2 separate regions of the Homo sapiens genome follow, and region 2 is linked to region 1. A link is an interaction called in ENCODE POLR2A ChIA-PET data of the cell type or tissue named here. Cell type or tissue: Panc1. All regions are shown on one strand.

Region 1 (2,500 bases):
GTATTTTTAGTAGAGATGGGGTTTCACCATGTTGGCCAGGCTGGTCTCAAACTTCTGGCCTCAAGTGATCCGCCCGCCTCGGCCTCCCAGTGTCCTGGGATTACAGGCATGAGCCACCGCTCCTGGCCTGGGTGGACATTTAAACTGTGGCTCCTTGGAGCTCCCTCTGTTTTTGCTGAGGACAATTTCTCATTTCCCATTACTTATAAGAGACAGGCTCTGTGAGAGCCTCCAATTTGCCAGCTGCTTCCACTTCACAGAACAAAATCATCCTGTTGAACTCATCAGTCTGAAACTACTTCCACCTCTGAGCTCCGGGGCCTGGTCCAGCCCAACTAACTTGACTGCCGAGGGCTTTGCTCCGTCTTGGGATGGCTGGGGCCTCCCTCACCTGACCTGGGTGTTCAGCTGTGATGATTGAGCTTCGCTGTCATGAAACTTCCCCAGAGTTGGTGCCACGCCTCCCCCTCCCTCCAGCTTGCCACACCACTCGGGCTGAAGGATCTGCCTGCCCAACCCCGAACATTTCATCTTGGGTTGGTCTGCATAAAGACGGCCTGGGGAAAAAGTGATAGCATCACAAATTATACACAGTAAAATGCCTCTGCATTATCTCGCTTGGAGAAAGAAATAACTGATACTGGCCTAAGGCTTTGAACAGGAGTTTTATGGGGAGCTAAGAAGAGGGGTTCTCTGGCTTTGCAGGAGAATCACCTGTGCTCCCCTCTCCATTCTGACGGAATGGTCTGGGGGCTTGGGCATGGGTATTGTCTGAAAGTGCCTCAGATGGCTTTAATAAACAGCCAGGGTTTGAGAACATCTGTATTGGAGGGAAATGTGAAAAGGACATTGAGGTCAAATGGATGGGATTAATTATGTTTGCTAAATCAGGAAACTCTCTAGAGAGGGAAGTGACACGCCCACCGTTTTGCCTACTGTTGGAAAATTAAAGTTTCATCTTAACAAGGGCCATCTACACTGGGCTGGGTGTGAAGGCAAACTGGGATGTCAGGGCTGTAACGAGAAGCAGAAGAGAGGGGCCCAAGTCCCAACCCGTAGCTCCTGGGAGAGAAGTTGTGGGAGCCCAACATGGTGAAACCCTGTCTCTACCAAGAAACAAAAATTAGCCGGGCATGGTGGCGGGCGCCAGTAATCCCAGCTACTCAGGAGGCTGAGGCAGGAGAATTGCTTCAACCCGAGAGGCGAAGGTTGCAGGGAGGCGGAGGTTGTGGTGAGCCGAAGTTGTGCCACTGCACTCCAGCCTGGGCAACAAGAGTGAAACTCCATCTCAAAAAAAAAAAAAAAAAAAAGATAAAAGTGGTGAGGGTGTGGAGAAAAGGGAACCCTTGCTCACTGTTGGTGGGAATGTAAATTAGTACAGCCATTATGGGAAACAGCATGTATATTCCAAAGAACATGGAAAACAAGGCCGGGTGCAGTGGCTCACGCCTGTAATCCCAGCACTTTGGGAGGCCAAGGCGGGCGGATCACAAGGTTAGGAGATCGAGACCATCCTGGCTAACACAGTGAAACCCCGTCTCTACTAAAAATACAAAAAAAAAAAAAAAAAAATTAGCCAGGTGTGGTGGTGGGCGCCTGTAGTCCCAGCTACTCGGGAGGCTGAGGCAGGAGAATGGCGTGAACCTGGGAGGCGGAGCTTGCAGTGAGCCGAGATCACACCACTGCACTCCAGCCTGGGCGACAGAGTGAGACTCTGTCTCAAAAAAAAGGAAAACAAAACTACCATATGATCCAGCAATCCCATTACTGGGTATATATCCAAAGGCTATGAAATCAGTATGTGGAAGAGATACCTGCACTCCCCTGTCTGTTGCAGCACTATTCACAATAGCCAAGATATGAAACAACCAAGTGTCCATCAACAGATGAATGGAGAAAGAACATGTGGTACATGTACACAATTGAATACTATTCGGCTTTAAAAAGAAGGAGATTCTGCCATTTGTAACAACGTGGATGAACCTGGAGGACGCTATGTTAAGTGAACTAAGCCAGGCACAGAAAAACAAATGCTGCACAGTTTCACATGTGCAATCTGAAAAAGTGAAACTAATGGAAACAGAGTAAAATGGTGGCTACAGAGACTGAGTGTGCGTGCGCTTGTGTGCGTGTGTGTGCACGTGCGTGTGTGTGTGCGTGCTTGTGTGTGTGCCCACGTGTGTGTGCGTGTGTGTGTGTGTAGATGGGGGAGTTGGGGAGATGCTGGTCAAAGAACACAACATTTCAGTTAGGAGGAATAAGCTCAAGAAGTCTATTGAACATCATGGTGATTGTAGTTAATAACAATACGTTGTATACTTGAAAATGACTAAGAGACTAGATTTTAAGTGTCCTCGCCATATAAAACGATAATATGTGAGGGAATGTATATCTTAACTTGATTTAGGCATTCTACAGTGTACACAGATATCAAAACATCATGCTGTACTCCATCAGTATATGAAATTCTTGCTTGTCAGTTAAAATAATAAAGTAAAAA
Region 2 (2,500 bases), 270 kb before region 1:
TTCTGTCCTAGCTATATATTGTTTATACTTTTTAAAATTTTTATTTATTTATTTTTTTGAGATGGAGTCTTGCTCTGTCACCCAGGATGGAGTACAGTGGTGCGATCTTCGCTTACTGCAAGCCCCACCTCCCGGGTTCATGCCATTCCCCTGCCTCAGCCTCCCGAGTAGCTGGGACTACAGATGCCCACCACCATGCCTGGCTAATTTTTTTTTTTTGTATTTTTAGTAGAGGTGGGGTTTCACCATGTTAGCCAGGATGGTCTCAATCTCCTGACCTCGTGATCCACCCGCCTCGGCCTCCCAAAGTGCTGGGATTGCAGGCGCGAGCCACCGAGGCTGCCCTACATTTTATTTTTTATTTTGAGTCTCGCTCTGTTGTCCTGGCTGGAGTGCAATGGCATGATCTTGGCTCACTGCAGCCTCTACCTTCTGTTCACGCAGTTCTCCTACTCAGCCTCCCAAGTAGCTGGGTTACAGGTGTGTGCCACCATGCCCAGCTAATTTTTGTATTTTTAGTAGAGATGGGGTTTCACCATGTTGGCCAGGCTGGTCTTGAACTCCTGACTTCAAGTGATCCACCTCTCTCAGCCTCCGAAAGTGCTGGGATTATAGGCGTCAGCCAGCACACCTGATGCTTAGTTGTACATTCTTCCAAGCCTAATGGTATGTGCTAAAAGTGCCTTACCAATTGCCAAGGATAATTTTTAATCCACATGAACTGTCTTATTATCGTTTATCTTTCCTTGTGGCTGTCCTATCAGGAGAAAGAGATCAGCAACTCCCTCCCCATTAGATTTTTCTTTTGACTTGTGCTTTAAACCCTTGTCCCCTCCTCCATGATTTCAGTGATTTTGGTCCTGCAGAGTACTCAGGGGAGTCAGCACTCTTCAAATTATTTGAAGTGCTTGTAGTGCCAATTGGGATGGTATTGGACCATCCTAGGAATGAAGTGAGGTTTGGTCTAGTAGTAAAAGTTTTTATGGATTCTTGCTGCTTCTTAAGTCCCAACATTTAGGAATATACTCAATTTTAATGTAGTACAGAGTAATTAACCTATCCCTTGGATACTGGCAAGAACAGAAAGGCCTGGCATATCAGTGATTGTCTTTATAGAAGAAGAAGGTTGAATGTTGGGGAATAGCTATGTGAAAATCTCCCATAAGCTCATTATGATAGATTAATGGTTTCTTATGTCATAGCTTTATTTTTTAAAAATTGCAATAAAATGCACATAAAATTTATCATCTTAACTTTTTTTTTTTTTTTTTTTTTGAGACTGAGTCTCGCTCTATTGCTCAGGCTGGAGTGCAGTGGTGCAATCTCAGCTCACTGCAACCTCTGCCTCCCGGGTTCAAGTGATTCTCGTCCCTCAGTCTCCCAGGTAGATGGGATTACAGGTGCCCGCTACCATGCCTGGTTAATTTTTGTATTTTTAGTAAAGACGAGGTTTCACCATGTTGGCCAGGCTAGTTTCAAACTCCTGACCTCAAGTGATCCACCCCCCTCGGCCTCCCAAAGTGCTGGGATTGCAGGCGTGAGCCACCGTGCCTGGCCCATCTTAACCATTTTTAAGTGTACAGTTTAGTGGCATTAAGTATATTCCCATTAGTGTGCTATCTTTACTGCCATTCATCCACAGAACTCTTTTTATCTTGCAAAACTGAAACTCTACCTATTAAATAATTTTTTCTTTTTCTGCCAAGAGCTCATTTTTATTGATGTGTATGTGTTTGCTTTTCAGAAGGAGAAAGGCAAGATTCTTCTATGTTTCTTGACTCGAAACATCTTAATCCAGGACTTCAGCTTTATAGGGCGTCATATGAAAAAAACCTTCCTAAAATGGCTGAGGCTTTGGCTCATGGTGCAGACGTGAACTGGGCCAATTCAGAGGAAAACAAAGCGACACCACTTATTCAGGCTGTATTAGGGGTATGCGTTTATACAATGACATTTTCAGTAGCAATCAAATATTTAAAAAAAATCATAATATGTTCTGAACTGGCTTTAGTATTGTCTTTGCTTCAAGAGATGGGTTAGAAAATAGAAGGAACCTCTGTGCTATTAATAGTAGTGGTTTCTGAGCACCACTTCGGTTGTTTCAAGTTTTTTTGCAGTGGAAGAGAATTCCGATAATGAAAGTATATAATGTGTTTTGCTAGTTCACAAACTGCAAATGAATCTCTATTAGAATTAGTTCTTGGGAAGAAAATAATATAATTTATAATTTCTCTGCCTTGGCTGAGGGATATTTTTTGTTTTGGAGAGAAGGAAATGGAAATGCTATTTGAGTAACGAAAACCAATTGTTTTTAAAAAGAAATGTATTGTTGTTTCTTGTTATTTGCTTTTGTCTATAGTTATCCTCTTTTTTCCTTTAAGGGCTCTTTGGTGACGTGTGAGTTCCTCCTACAGAATGGTGCTAATGTCAACCAAAGAGATGTCCAAGGGCGGGGACCATTGCACCATGCCACCGTCTTAGGGCACACAGGGTAACTGCA

The links. Peaks named below come from ENCODE experiments on the same cell type or tissue, not always from the same donor. Only the 100,000 strongest peaks of a DNase experiment are listed, where the experiment ranks them.
Region 2: POLR2A ChIA-PET joins it to region 1 with 7 read pairs; 2 of 35 experiments call an interaction of 5 or more read pairs at or near these places.

Annotation. Positions count from the first base shown.
Region 1 is chr3:195,023,828-195,026,327 of GRCh38, reverse strand. No RefSeq gene overlaps it. Among named protein-coding and RNA genes, the nearest start is that of XXYLT1-AS1, 70 kb to the left of the region's middle. In Panc1, no CTCF peak of the experiment used is centred here; no DNase peak of the experiment used is centred here; H3K27ac peaks cover 999 bases.
Region 2 is chr3:195,291,697-195,294,196 of GRCh38, reverse strand. ACAP2 (ArfGAP with coiled-coil, ankyrin repeat and PH domains 2) reads left to right here. Exons shown (of 23, transcript NM_012287.6): 19 at 1,745-1,932; 20 at 2,382-2,491. Among named protein-coding and RNA genes, the nearest start is that of XXYLT1, 22 kb to the right of the region's middle. In Panc1, no CTCF peak of the experiment used is centred here; no DNase peak of the experiment used is centred here.